2 separate regions of the Homo sapiens genome follow, and region 1 is linked to region 2. Evidence: read pairs that join two places in POLR2A ChIA-PET (ENCODE). Cell type or tissue: A673. All regions are shown on one strand.

The links. ChIA-PET counts read pairs that join two places held together with the same protein. Peaks named below come from ENCODE experiments on the same cell type or tissue, not always from the same donor. Only the 100,000 strongest peaks of a DNase experiment are listed, where the experiment ranks them.
Region 1: POLR2A ChIA-PET joins it to region 2 with 11 read pairs; 3 of 35 experiments call an interaction of 5 or more read pairs at or near these places.

The regions. Positions count from the first base shown.
Region 1 is chr10:73,143,228-73,151,227 of GRCh38, reverse strand. It overlaps ECD (ecdysoneless cell cycle regulator), which reads left to right. Exons shown (of 14, transcript NM_007265.3): 8 at 2,824-2,952; 9 at 4,867-4,952. LOC124902452 (a long non-coding RNA gene) reads right to left here and starts at 2,758. Exons shown (of 2, transcript XR_007062194.1): 1 at 1,617-2,758; 2 at 1-1,509. In A673, no CTCF peak of the experiment used is centred here; no DNase peak of the experiment used is centred here.
Region 2 is chr10:72,747,313-72,755,312 of GRCh38, reverse strand. The region is part of intron 1 of MCU (mitochondrial calcium uniporter); the gene reads right to left. LOC124902450 (a long non-coding RNA gene) reads right to left here and starts at 3,719. Exons shown (of 2, transcript XR_007062189.1): 1 at 1-3,719. In A673, no CTCF peak of the experiment used is centred here; no DNase peak of the experiment used is centred here.

The sequences.
Region 1 (8,000 bases), 400 kb before region 2:
CCTACAAAGGACATGAACTCATCATTTTTTATGGCTGCATAGTATTCCATGGTGTATATGTGCCACATTTTCTTAATCCAGTCTATCATTGTTGGACATTTGGGTTGGTTCCAAGTCTTTGCTATTGTGAATAGTGCCACAGTGAACATACGTGTGCATGTGTCTTTATAGCAGCATGATTTATAATCCTTTGGGCATATACCCAGTAATGGGATGGCTGGGTCAAATGGTATTTCTAGTTCTAGATCCCTGAGGAATCGCCACACTGACTTCCACAATGGTTGAACTAGTTTACAGTCCCACCAACAGTGTAAAAGTGTTCCTATTTCTCCACATCCTCTCCAGCACCTGTTGTTCTCTGACTTTTTAATGATCGCCATTCTAACTGGTGTGAGATTACCATCTCATTGTGGTTTTGATTTGCATTTCTCTGATGGCGAGTGATGATGAGCATTTTTTCATGTGTCTTTTGGCTGCATAAATGTCTTCTTTTGAGAAGTGTCTGTTCATGTCCTTTGCCCACTTGTTGATGGGGTTGTTTGTTTTTTTCTTGTAAATTTGTTTAAGTTCTTTGTAGATTCTGGATATTAGCCCTTTGTTAGATAAGTAGATTGCAAAAATTTTCTCCCATTCTGTAGGTTGCCTGTTCACCCTGATGGTAGTTTCTTTTGCTGTGCAGAAGCTCTTGAGTTTAATTAGATCCCATTTGTCAATTTTGGCTTTTGTTGCCATTGCTTTTGGTGTTTTAGACATGAAGTCCTTGCCCATGCCTATGTCCTGAATGGTACTGCCTAGGTTTTCTTCTAGGGTTTTTATGGTTTTAGGTCTAACATTTAAGTCTTCAATCCATCTTGAATTAATTTTTGTATAAGGTATAAGGAAGGGATCCAGTTTCAGCTTTCTACATATGGCTAGCCAGTTTTCCCAGCACCATTTATTAAATAGGGAATCGTTTCCCCATTTCTTGTTTTTGTCAGGTTTGTCAAAGACCAGATAGTTGTAGATATGTGGCATTATTTCTGAGGGCTCTGTTCTGTTCCATTAGTCTATATCTCTGTTTTGGTACCAGTACCTTGCTGTTTTGGTTACTGTAGCCTTGCAGTATAGTTTGAAGTCAGGTAGCATGATGCCTCCAGCTTTGTTCTTTTGGCTTAGGATTGACTTGGCAATGCAGGCTCTTTTTTTGTTCTATATGAACTTTAAAGTAGTTTTTTTCCAATTCTGTGAAGAAAGTCATTGGTAGCTTGATGGGGATGGCATTGAATCTATAAATTACCTTGGGCAGAATGGCCATTTTTACGATATTGATTCTTCCTCAAAATAGTGTTTTTCATCATTTATTAGCAAGTATCAAACGGCTTGATAATACATACTGGGTTGTTGAGAATATATACAGAAAAACATTCTCAGACATTGTTGATAGGAATATAAATTGATTGTATCCCTTAGGAGAACATTTTGGCAAAACAGATGTTCCTTGACTTACAGTGGGGTAACTTCCTGATAAACCTGTCAAAAATTGAAAATATCATAAGTCAAAAATATATTTAATACAGCTAACCAACCAAACATCATAGCTTAGCCTAGCCTACCTTAAATGGGCTCAGAATACTTACATTAGCATACAGTTGGGCAAAATCATCTAACACAAAGGCTATTTTATAATAAACTGTTGAATATGTCATGTAATTTATTGAATACAGTATACTATAGAGTACAGTATTGGTTGATTGCCTTTGTGATCACATTGCCAACTGCAGCTTGCTGCCACTGTGTATCCAGCATCATGAGACAGTATGCATATTGCTAGCCTGCAAAAAGATAAAAATTGTAAGTAAGGTTTCTACTGAATGCATATTGCTTTCACACCATCATAAAGTCAAAAAATGTTAAGTCAAACCATCATAAGTTGGGGACCATCTGTATTCATCAACATTTAAAATGCACAAACCTTTTTAGTCAGCATTTTCACTTCTAGAAAATGATTCTTTATGTATTTTACCTATATACAAGGACATATATGGAGCATAGTCATGACAGCATTGTTCATAGTAGCAGGAGACTGGAAACTACTTAAATGTCCATTAGTAGGGGAATAGTTAGATAAATTGTGCTCTAGCCATGAAGTAAGATGGATGAATTTGTGTGTGCTCATGTAAGTGATCTCCAAGGTATATGGTTAAGTGTAAAAAGCAAGGTGTAGAGTAGTGTGTATGCGTCCATTGAGCAACAAAAGGGGTGGAGTAGAAAGCTATGCATACAGAGAGGCACACACATAATACTTCAGTGTGTAGGTTACTTCTGAAAGGATGTGCAAGAAGTTGGTAATGGTGTTCTCTAGCTTGATCAGGGAAGCTCCCTGTTTGAATTATTTAGCCATGTGCATCTATTATTTTTTTTAATCAAAGGACTTTTAAAATGAAGTGATTTCCTCTCTTTACTATGTCTGAGATCATGTTCAATATATGTATAATTTCTGTTGGACAAGAAACCTTTTGTAACCCTGTTCATAATCAAACAAAAAATAAATGTAAATTTCTGGTTTTGTAATCAGCAGGAAAAGGAATCTCTTTGAAGAGAACAGGAATCTTTATTGTATATTATTTTCTTTCCTTTTATGTTTTTAGTAATCTATAATGATTGAGAAACTTGGGAATAAGTTTATATTTTTCATAAAATTCAAAAAGTGTTATAATTGTCCAAATGCCCATGTATCCAGTCATCTAGTTCTAGAGTGTGGCTCAATGGAAAAAAAGTAATGTGTTATAATAAGATACGGGAAAAAAGGAACTTAGTAACAAAAATTCTACCTATCTCATCTAGGCTCATGGATTTGAGATCTTATGCTCCAAATGTAGCCCACATTTTTCTGACTGCAAGAAATCCCTTGTGACTGCCTCACCACTCTGGGCCAGTTTCCTTGAAAGTCTGAAAAAGAATGATTACTTTAAGGTAGGACTTGCAATATATTTGCTTTTAAGTATTCAATCCAGGGAAAATCAAGCCAGCGACTTAAAGTCCTATAGTCCATATTTAAATGTATGACATAATTATGGAAGCTAGACTTAAAGGAGACCTTTCTAGTTCAGTGGTACTCAGGTGCTAATGAAGGAGGTATCTATGAACTGTTTCCAGTATTAGAGAAAAACTAACACTGTTGGTATTAAATGATGAAAGTGATTATCTGTACCAGATAAAACAACTTGCAAAAACTTGATAATGCAAACATGAAAACACCAGATAGGAAAATTAGCAAAGATGTGGATTTTAAAAATTATTAAAAGATACCTAGTAAATTTCTCTTAAAATATTCAACTTCACAAGTAGTAAAGATATATATATATATATATGAACACAGTAATGAAGAATGTCTTTCATGTATGTACAAAAGGATATGAATGATATTCTGTGCTGTCGAGAGTATGGTAAAAATAACACTCCTATACCTTGCTGGTAACATTGCAAACTGGTAGAATCTTAACTGGAAAGTAATTTGGTAGTGTCTTCCAAGAGGTATAGAAAGGTTCAAACTTGGAACCTTCACTTTGAATAATCTTTTTAAAGGAAATATCCAAGAAGTGGAAAAGTCCCGAAGAATATGATGATGATAAAGATGGCACAGCAATACGAAAAGTACTAATGATATTATAGTATATATATGGTATTTTTTTTTTTTTGAGATGGAGTTTTGCTCTTGTCGCCTAGGCTGGAGTGCAATGGCACAATCTTGGCTCACTACAACCTCTACCTCCTAGGTTCAAGCGATTCTCCTCAGCCTCAGCCTCCTGAGTAACTGGGATTACAGGCCCACACTACCACACCCAGCCGATTTTTGTATTTTTAGTAGAAATGGGGTTTCACCATGTTGGCCAGGCTGGTCTCGGACTCCTGACCTCAGGTGATCCATCCGCCTTGGCCTCCCAAAGTGCTGGGATTACAGGCGTGAGCCACCGTGCCCAGCTATTACTGTTGTTGTTATTGTTGTTGTATAGGGTCTTGCTTTGTCACGCAAGCCAGTGTTGTGGTAGGATCATAGCTCACTGCAGCCTCGATCTCCTAGGCTCAAGTGATCCTCCTGCCTCAGCCTTTCAAATAGCTGAGACTAGGCATGTGCCACCATTGCCTGGCTAAAGATTGTTTTTTTTTCTTTTTAGTAGAGTCGAAGTCTTGCTATGTTGCCCAGGCTGGTCTCAAACTCATGTCCTCAAGTGACCCTCCCACCTCTGCTTCCCAAAGTACTGAGATTATAGGCATGAGCCACAGTGCCCAGCTAGTATATTCTTAAAAAATGTAAAATACTAAGTATGACTATCACTATAAATATGCATTTAGAAAACACAAATGATAGTAATGGTGGGATTTTGCCATTTTTTATTCTACTTGGCAAACTTTCTGTACTTTGTTTTGTGAATTACTAGTTAATCAGCTATATCTTTAATTTAATTTTTTTTTTCATAGAGGCAGGGTCTCACCATGTTGCCCAGGCTGGTCCTGAACTCCTGAGCTCAAGCAGTCTGCCCATCTCATCCTCCCAAAGTGTTGGGATTATAGGCGTGAGCCATCGCACCCAGCCAATTATATCTTAATAAGTAATTAAGTAAAAGAAAATGGTGGAAAACTTTCCAAACTGGAAATAGGCCCTTAATGGTGGAAAAGATTAGGAATCACTACATCTAGCCGCGTCCCCTCATTTGAAGAAACTGGAGCTCAAACAGGCCCATTAATGATAAAACAGGGCCTAGGACTTGGGGCACGTGATTCCTGAGTAGTAGATTATTTGCTGCCTCCCTGAAAGTTGCTGGTGAACACATTTTTTTCATGACAACTTGTGAGTAATGTTCTGATAGACCTTTTTTTTTTTTTAAGGGACTGATAGAAGGTTCTGCTCAGTACCGGGAAAGGCTAGAAATGGCAGAGAATTACTTCCAGCTCTCAGTAGACTGGCCAGAAAGGTGAGTTATTGTTAAGACTCCTACTACAAAGATTGGTATTTAGGTAGTTCTTTTTATTTTTTATTTATTATTTATTATTCTTATTTATTTATTTTTTTGAGACGGAGTCTCACTCTGTCACCCAGGCTGGCAACCTCCGCCTCCTGGGCTCAAGCGATCACACCACTGCACTCCAGCCTGGATGACAGAGTGAGACTCTGCCTCAAAAAAGAAAAAAAAAACAACGAAAGAAATTTTGCATCCTCCTCTATGTAATTTTACTCATCATGATATCACATTTTCCATGGCATTATGAAGTCTTTATAAACATAATTTTTAAAAGCTGCACAATATGGCCAGGCGCGGTGGCTCACGCCTGTAATCCCAGCACTTTGGGAGGCCGAGGCAGGCGGATCACGAGGTCAAAAGATCAAGACCATCCTGGTCAACATGGTGAAACCCCGTATCTACTAAAAATACAAAAATTAGCTGGGCATGATGGTGCGTGCCTGTAGTCCCAGCTACTAGGGAGGCTGAGGCAGGAGAATCGCTTGAACTCAGGAGGCGGAGGTTGCCGTGAGCTGAGATTGCACCTGGGGACAGAGCGAGACTCCATCTCAAAAAAAAAAAAAAAAAAAAGCTGCACAATATTTCAGCAAATGGATGTACCCCCATAATTTACTCAACTATTTTTTACTGTTGGGGAAAAAATTACAAGTAGCTTAAATGTCCAACATTTTAATTTATGTTGCAGGAGAGGCTCCCATTCTGCACACCAGGATAATTTTTAAACAGTTTAAAACCAAACTTCCATCTCCCTCCAGACCTGTTGTTGAATTCCCAAAGTTTGTGGTTTTTTTAAAATAGCTGAATTAATATCGTAGACTTTTATTTTAGATTTACCTTTCATTTTCACTTTTTTTCATTTATTGTTATTATTATTTATTTATTTATTTTAGACAGAGACTCGCTTAGTCACCCAGGCTGGAGTGCAGTGCTCTGCCTCCCGGGTTCAAGTGATTCTTCTGCCTCAGCCTCCCAAGTAGCTAGGACTATAGGCATGCACCACCAGGTCTGGCTAATTTTTGTATTTTTAGTAGAGATGGGGTTTCACCATGTTGGCCAGACTGGTCTCAAACTCCTGACCTCAGGTGATCCACCCACCTTGGCCTCCCAAAGTGCTGAGATTACAGGCGTGAGCCAATGCACCCAGCCATTAATTTTTTATTTTTAATTATTGTGGATACATACTAGTTGTACATATTTATGGGGTACATGTGATTACATGTATAATGTCCATGTGGCATACAATGTATAATGATCAAATCAGGGTAATTAAGCTTTCCATCACCTCAAGCATTTATCATTTCTTTGTGTTGGGAATATTTTTAGTTATTCCATTTTTTTAAGGTATTTGGAACTATATAATAAATTATTATTAACTGTAGTCACCCTGTTGTGCTACCAAACACTAGCTCTTTTTAATTTTTTAAAAAATATTTTTTGGGATTTGCCAGGAAGATGTTACTAAAAAGCATTCCAGATCCAGACCCCAAGAGAGGGGTCTTGGATCTCATGCAAGAAAGAATTTTGGGCAAGTCCATAGAGTAAAGTGAAAGTATGTTTATTAAGAAAGTAAAGGAATAAAGAATGGCTACTCCATAGGCAGAGCAGCAAACACTAGCTCTTATTCCTTCTATTTAACTAATTTTTGTAACCATTAACTATCCCCTCTTTTCCCCCCGCTCTCTGCTACCCTTCCCAGCCTCTGGTAACCATCATTCTACTTTTATTATTATTATTATTTGAGATAGAGTCTCACTCTGTTGCCTAGACTGGAGTGCAGTGGTACAGTCATAGCTCATTGCAATCTTGACCTCCTGGGTTTAAGAGATCCCCCTACCTTGGCTTCTCAAAGTTCTGGGATTACAAGTGTGAGCCACTGCACCCAGCCAGCCATTATTCTGCTCTCTGTCTCTCAGTTTAGAATTGTTTTTAGCTCCTACGTATAATATCATAGACTTTCCCCTAATTTATCAGAGATTGTAATAGTGAAAAATTATAAGCAACCAAAGTATCCATCAATAATGGATAAATGAATTGCAGTGTACTTATATGATAGCCTGCTATCTAGTAGTTAACCAGAGATGAACTATATTTACATATATCTGATTTAGGATTTTTCAACCTCAGTGCTACTGACATTTTGGATCTGATAATTTATTGTGAGGGACTGGCTTGCACTTCATAGGACATTTAACAGCATCCCTGGCCTCTATCCAGTAAATATCAATAGCACTTCTCCCTCATCCCCCAATCATGACAACCAAAAATGTCTCCAGACATTGCCAGAGGTACCTGGGCGGCAAAATCGTCCCTGGTTGGGAACCACTGATCTAAATGGGAACCACTGATCTAAATGAATAGATTTCAAAAACATAATGCAGTGAAAAAAAAAAAAAAAGCAAGTTATAAATACGTACAGTAATGGGTACCAAAAAAAAAAAAAAATAGAACGAATGAGTAAGACCTACTATTTGATAGTACAACAGGGTGACTATAGTCAATGATAACTTAATTATACATTTAACATAGAGTGTAATTGGATTGTTTGTAACTCGAAGGATAAATGCTTGAGAGGATGGATACCCCATTCTCCATGATGTACTTATTTCACATTACATGCCTGTATCAAAACATCTCATATACCCTATAAATATATACACCTACTATGTACCCACAAAAATTAAAAATGAAAATGAAAAAGAATAAAATATATACCGTGTGGATGTTACACATATAAAAATTTTAAATATACAAAATACTATACAGGCTGGGCGCAGTGGCTCACACCTGTAATGCCAGCATTTTGGGAGGCCAAGGCGGGTGGATCACGAGGTCAGGAGTTCAAGACCAGCCTGGCCAATATGGGAAACCCTGTCTCTACTAAAAATTCAAAAATTAGCTGGGCGTGTTGGCACGCCCCTGTAATCCCAGCTGCTCGGGAGGCTGAGGCAGGAGAATCGCATGAACCCTGGAGGTGGAGGTTGCAGTGAGCCGACATCGCAC
Region 2 (8,000 bases):
GCTGGGCATGGTGGTGCATGCCTGTAATCCCAGCTCCTTGGGTGGCTGAGGCAGGAGAATTGCTTGAACCCGGGAGGCAGAGGTTGCAGTGACTGAGATCATACCATTGCACTCTAGCCCAGGCAACAAGAGCAAATCTCTGCCTCAAAAAAAAAAAAAAAAAAAATCTCAGGTTCACATATCTAGTAAGAAATAGCTAGAATTTGACCCCAGGTAGTCTGAGACTACAGTCCATGCTTTTAACCACTATACTTATTATATTCCCTTCCTAACTTGATCAAGGTCACACAGCTAACTAGGTAGTGATACCAGGAATTCAATACAAATCTTGAGCCACATAAAAACACAGTTTGTTATGAAATATGTGAGGTTATAACTCTGTAGAAGTGCTAAGAAATCTTTAACATCATCTGCAAAAAATGTCTGCAAACTGGGCAGTATGGGACTTGAGTGTCATTTGTTGGGCTTTTTGTTGTTGTTGTTTTTGAGGCAGTGTCTAGCTAAGCCCAGGCTGGAGTGCAGTGATGCACTCATGGCTCACTGCCACCTCAACCTCCTGGGCTGCTCATGCCTGTAATCCCAGCAGTTTGGGAGGCTAAGACAGGTGGATGACCTGAGGTCAGGACTTCAAGACCATCCTGATCAACATGGTGAAACCCTGTCTCTGCCTCCCAAAGTGCTGGGACCACAGGTGTGTGCCAACATGCCTGGCTAATTTTTTAATTCTTTGTAAAGACAGGGTCTATGTTGCCCAGGTTCATCTCAAACTCCTGGGCTCAAGTAATCCCCCTGCCTTAGCCTCCCAAAGTGCTGAGATTACAGGTGTGAGTCAGCATGCCCCGCCTCCAGTGTCATCTGTAATTCAACCAACCTGCATGATACATAATAGAAGGAGGAAAATACTGATGATCAGAAAATCTGGCTGAAGTCTTAACTTTGCCATTAATTGGCAGCATGCTATTAAACAGAATATAAGCTCCGGACTCAAATAGACCTGGATTGAAATCTGGGCTTTAAGACCTTTGGGTAAGGGTGGCTCAGTTTGTGCACAGTACAAAGGCATCAAGGAAGCAAAATAAGGCTGAAATTCTGCCCATGTTCAGCTCACAGATGCTGAAATAAGTGGCATCTAAGCACAGGTCCCCAAGTTACTGCTTCGGGTGGTGTGCCAGGCCAGAGGAAGTTTGGCTTCCTCATTGGTTCACCACAGGGGGTAACTTTCCTAATTCAAACAGAAGTCTCTCATAGCTAGTGGTGGCTCTGCCTACTCTGCTACTTACCATATAACAATTGCTACTTGCAATATAATCTAGGGTAAGTTACTTAATCACTCTAAACCTCAGTTTCCTCATCTGGGAAATATGGCTGAAAACAGTACTTACTTCATAGTGTGGGTTTGTGTGTGTGTGTGTTTTGTTTTTTTGTTTTTTTTGGACAAAGTCTTCTTGCTCTGTCACCCAGGCTAGAGTGCAGTGGCGTGATCACAGATCACTGCAATCTCAATCTCCCAGGCTCCGGTAATCCTCCCACATCATCCTCCCAAGTAGCTGGGTCCAGAAGCGCATGCCACCACCACACCCAGCTAGTATTTTGTATTTTTTATAGAGACAGGATTTTGCCATGTTGCCCAGGTTGGTCTCAAACTTCTGGGCTCAAGCGATCTACCAGCCTCAGCCTCTCAAAGTTCTGGGACTACAGGCATAAGCCATTACGCCCGGCCCATTATGTGGTTTTCAGTATTAAATGAAATGATGCAAGTTAAGGTGCCAGGTACTTAATAGGTTCTCAATAAACTGTAACTATTAATATCATAATCTCTCTCAGCCTCAGATTCCTAATACACTAAAAATGAATACCACCTACTGCACAAGACATTTCTGGGAATGTTGAATGAAATTTGATAAATGAACAAGCAGTTTATAAACTATATTGTACAATGTAACAACGAGTAAATATAAAGGGTTCTTGGTAACTAGAACTTAATGTATTAATATGATGGAATGTCAAGTAATATTTTTGCTGCTGGTATTAACTCATTTAAAATTTTTACATCATATATTCTTATTTTGGGTGTTACTTATTTTAGGGAAGATAATCATGCTCACAGATCACTTTAAACTGTGAGAAAAAAATTATTTCATTAGCGATATATGTAAACAATACAAATCTAAGAGGTCTAAGGTTAACTGGTATCCTCCAAGAAAGAAAAATTCTTCACCCTATAATGTTTGAAGCAACTTTTTAAAAAGTCACCACAACCACTGAACTTTCTTGCTTTAAATTAGGGCCTCTCAATAGAAAAGATGGTGTTTTATATCCACATGTCATGCAGAAACCAGCAGACTGTTATGATGTTATGATGGCATAACTGCATCTTCTCTGAACTTGGAAATGGCATTCTTCAGAGACTGCCTGTTGATTCATTTCAACTTCAAAATGAATATTTGACCTTGCTTCTTTAAGAAGGGCTCCTTCCACCTTTACTGTAATGTTTGGGATATTTAAAGCTTCTATTACCATAAATTCCAAACTTACAGTCACACAGCAGCCATTGCTCTGCTATAAGAAACACACACCACAGGCCTACAAATGAGAGGATTTTAATAGGTCTCCAGTTCTGTAACTAAATGTTTCCTGTGACCCATGCAGCAGGCAAAACCCAAAACAAAACTAACACCAGATCCCATATTGTCCTTCATATCTCTTTGTCTTCCAAATGTGCCCTCAGTTTTGTTGTTGCTTTGTTGCTATTCATGTTTATTACTGCCACCAAAAAGCTAGCCACACATTTATCAATACAGTACTAAGAAAAGAATGTTTTCAACGTCATTAATGCCTATATGTTCTTAGCATTTAGACATAAAGCACATTCTATATTTACTGTGGATTATTTTGCCCATTCAAAAAAACATTTGGAGGGTGGGCGTGGTGCCTCATGCCTGTAATCCCAGCACACTGGGAGGCCGAGGCAGGCAGATCACTTGAGGCCAGGAGTTCAAGACCAGCCTGACCAACATGGTGAAACCCTGTCTCTAGTATTAAAAAAAAAAAAAAAAATCTGGACCTGTCACTTATGTCCTCAGCAGACTGATCTTCTCTGAGATAATGCGTGAAAAGTATTATCTCCTAAGGGTTGACTTCAAATAGACAAATGAATTAAAGATATAAATGTGCGGCCGGGCATGGTGGCTCACACCTGTAATCCCAGCACTTTGGGAGGCCTAGGGGGGTGGATCACGAAGTCAGGAGATCGAGACCATCCTGGCTAACATGGTGAAACCCCGTCTCTATTAAAAATACAAAAAATTGGCTCAGCGTGGTGGCGGGTGCCTGTAGTCCTAGCTACTCGGGATGCTGAGGCAGTAGAATCACTTTAACCCAGGAGGTGGAGGCTGCAGTGAGCCGAGATGGCACCACTGCACTCCAGCCTGGGCGACAGAGCCAGACTCTGTCTCAGGAAAAAAAAAAAAGAAAGTCTGTCACATGTACCCAAGCAGGCCTGCACAAGAATGTTCACAGTGGCATCTGAATGAATGACACTGAGGGATTAATAACAATGTCTCAAAGGAATGACACTGAGGGATTAATAACAATGTCTCAAAGGAAGCCAGACCCTCGGGAACCTGTGCAACAACAACATCATTAAGAAGAGAAAGAGGTGGAGTGCAGCGGCTCACACCCGTAATCCCAGCACTTTGGGAGGCCAAGGTGGGCGGATCACTTGAGGCCAGGAGTTTGAGACCAGCCTGGCCAACATGGTGAAACCCCGTCTCTACCAAAAAATACAAAAATTAGCCAGGCATTGTGGTGCATGCCTGTAGTCCCAGCTACTCAGGAGGCTGAGGCACGAAAATCACTTGAACCCAGGAGGCAGAGGTTGCAGTGAGTCAAGATCATGCCACTGCATTCTAGCCCGGGGAAACAGAATGAGACTCTGTCTCAAAAAAAAAAAAAAAAAAAAAAAAAAAAAAGAAGAAGAAGAAGATGTTAGAGAAAAAAAAACCATTTGAGGCTGGGTGCGGTGGCTCATACCTATAATCCCAGGACTTTAGGAGTCCGAGGCAGGTGGATCACTTGAGGTCAGGAGTTCGAGGCCAGCCTGGCCAACATGGTGAAACCCCATCTCTACCAAAAATATAAAAAAATTAGCCAGGTATGGTGGCGTGTGCCTGTAATCCCAGCTACTCGGGAGGCTGAGGCAGGAAAAACGCTTGAACCCAGGAGATGGAGATTGCAGTGAGCCGAGATCATGCCACTGCATTCCAGCCTGGGCAACAGAGCAAAACTCTGTCTCCAAAAAAATAAAATAAAAAATAAAAATGAATTAAAATATCAAACTATTGAAACATGCAATAACATGGATGAACCTCAAAGGCATTGTGCTGAGTGAAATAAGCTAATCTAAGCTAAATAAGCAACATAAATGTTATAAACTATTTGATTTCATTTATATGACAATCTGCAAAAGGCAAAAGTATAGAAACAGAACAAATGAAAGGTTGTCAGGGGGGTTAGGGATGAGAGGAAGAACTGAATTCAAATGGGCAGCACAAGAGAAATTTAGGGGCAATGAAACTGTTCTGCATTCTGATTGTGAAGGTGGTTACACAAATCTATGTAAATTCATAGACACGTACATCAAAAAAAGGTCAATTTTATTAAATATAGACTTCAAAGTCTGAAAAAAATCAGTATCTCCTCCAAATGATGCATATCTGTGTCGTCACATACCTACTTCTTGAAAATGTAAAAGCCTACTGGATCATGCAGTTAGACACCCATCCACATAAATGCTAGGATATCTCCCTCAAAGATGGTTAACAAGAAGCCTAAATAAGCGTACTGAACAACGCTCTTAAAAATCAAATTTGTAATCAATGCCTTGCAACAAAGTTTTCTCAGAGCTCAGTTTTGTACCTATTTTATTATCTTAATCTAGAATTTAAAAATAATAATATTACACAATTAAAAGGAAACATCCTTCAGTCACATTGGTATTCATGCACGTAAAACCTTCTTGCAGATATGGGAGAAACTGTTCGTCTGTTAAATTAAAATTATTTACCTTTTCCCTCTTAATCTCTCCAGTTCAGTGTTCCCTGAATAAAAAGTGTTCTAAGCTCTGAGATGAAGGAGACCTCACTCACAGATCAGGAACTTTACACTGATGAATTCTGTGACTTCACTTCCTACAGCCTACCAGGATTCTCCAAAAAGAAGGTAGCAAAGGCTGGGCACAGTGGCTCACACCTGTAATCCCAGCACTTCGGGAGGCCAAGTCAAAGCAGGCGGATCACCTGAAGTCAGGAGTTCAAGACCAGCCCAGTCAACATGGTGAAACCCTGCCTCTACTGAAAAAAAAAAAAAAAAGTACAAAAATTAGCTGGACATGGTAGCACACGCCTGTAGTCCCAGCTACTTGGGAGGCTGAGGCAGGAGAATCACTTGAACCTGGGAGGCGGAGGCTGCAGTGAGCTGAGATCACGCCACTGCACTCCAGCCTGGGCAACAGAGCAAGACTCCGTCTCATTTAAAAAAAAGAAGGTAGCAAAGCTACAACAGCACCCTTTAACTAGGGTGACCATATGTCCCAATTTGCCTGGGATAGTCCAGCTTAACACCTGCTCCTGTAACATATTTATTGTCAGCACTCTCTTTCACTCAAAAGGCACTGCAATTTAGAGGTGACTTATATGGCCATCCTAACCCCCTTTAAGAACCTAACTTTTAATCCTTATCTATCACCAAGACATAGAAAGCAGTCCTTACAAACACAAGTCCCTATAATAGGCCAAAAAAGGCAGAACATTTAATTTGATCAACCTAATGTGTTGTATTTATTTTGTAATTATAAGCTAATAAAATTATATTCTTTGCATTATATAATTGCATATAAATAGCTTCACACTCTAGTAAATACCTTATACCTTAGAAGAAAAGCTCCTATCAGTCAGGTTGGAGAAAAATAAATCACTCATTTAAAATCTCTGCCCATGTCACCATTCTCAAGTTGGTTTTTGATTTTAGAGGCAAGGTTTTTCACTCAGTCGTCCAGGATGAAGTGCCGTGGCATGATTACGGCTCACTGTAGCCTTGTCCTCCAGGGCTCAAGCAATCCTCCCACCTCAGTCTCCCAAGTAGCTGAGACCACATACATGTGCCACCATGACTGGCAAAAAAAAAACAACATTTTTTTTTTCAATTATTGGGAGAGATGAGATTTCACCATGTTGCTGTTGCCCAGACTGGTCTTGAACTCCTGGGCTCAAACAATCCTCCCACCTTGGCCTCCCAAAGTGTTCGGATTATAGGCGTGAGCCATCATAATCCAACATTCTCAAGTTTTACAGCTATTTGATAGTGTGGAATAGTGAGTGCTTTTCATCCCAATTTAGGATGCTGTGTGGCAAATTCTAGAGAAGCTAAATGACTCTAACATCTTAATCCTCAGATGGAAAGTTTACCTGTTTCCTTAAAGTAATACCACTGTCAAGGAAAGAACAGGTTTCAAATTATAATTATTTTCTTGAGACTGTAACAAACATGGATCAGGATGTCCTTCCCTTAGAGTTTATCTTTTTTTTTTTAAACAATGAAGTATTTCTTCAGAGAATGAATTAACCAGACTCCTTATATCTCCTTTTTAAAATTTATTATTTGTAGAGACAGGGTCTTGCTATGTTGCCTAGGCTGGTCTCAAACTCCTGGGTTCAAATGATTCTCCCCTCTAGGCTTCTCAAACCACCAGGATTACAGGCATGAGCCACCTCGCCCAGCCATTATATCTCCTTGACATTCACTTTGGATAGTTCACTAGACAGGAAAAAAGTTATTACTTATCACTCCTTGTTAATCGATCTGATGGGGAAAAGATAACAAAATGCAGAACTACACTGTTCAATATGACAGTTACACGCTCTACTGAGCACTTAAAATGTGTCTAATCTAACGATAATTAAGACGGTTGGCCGGTGCGGTGGCACACGCCTGTAATCCCAGCACTTCGGGAGGCCAAGGCGGGCGGATCACCTGAAGTCAGGAGTTCAAGAACAGACTGGCCAACCTGGTGAAACCGCATCTCTACTAAAAATACAAAAATTAGCTGGGCGTGGTGGCGGGCACCTGTAGTCCCAGCTACTCAGGTGGCTGAGGCAGGAGAATCACTTGAACCCGGGAGGCAGAGGTTGCAGTGAGCTGAGATCGTGCCATTGCACTCCAGCCTGGGCGACAGAGCAAGACTCCGTCTCAAAAAAAAAAAAAGATGGTTGTCGTAAGACTCTTGAAGATTAAGTATGAAAAAAAGGATGTAACTCATTAATTTTTATATTGAATAGTGAAATATTTTTATATTATGTTAAATAAAATATATTATTCAAATTAATTTTACTTGTTTCTTTCCACTTTTTAAAATACGGCTACTAAAATATTTTAAATTAAATATTTGGCCATATTACACTTCCATGGTTTGGTTTGGTTTTGTTTTTTTCTGAGACAGGATCTCGTTCTGTCAAGCCAGTGGCATGATCATGGCTCACTGCAGCTGCGACCTCCCAGGCTCAAGTGATCCTCCCACTCTGCCTCCAGAATAGCTGGGACCACAGGCGTACGTCACCACATCTAGCTTTTTTATTTTTTTCCTTTCTTTTTTTGGTAGAGACGAGGTCTCCCTGTGTTACCCTGACTGGGCTCAAGGGCTCAAGCGATCCTCCTGCCTCAGCTTCCCAAAGTGTTGGGATTACAGGCATAAGCCACCGTGCCTGACCTATTTCTATGTTTTTATGTGTTTCCAAAATAATTTTTGTATTACCAATAGCAGGCATAACAGGCACTGCAGCGAAGTGCAAAAGCAACAAAATTATCTGTAACAAGAACAGTCCTTATTACCTCATCATAACAAGCACTATACATTCTTTAACATATTTTTTAAAACAACGAAAAGAAAAGAAAACCAACAAAAACTCAGAGTTTTTAAAAATGCACTACTCCTTACTTTTCTGGTT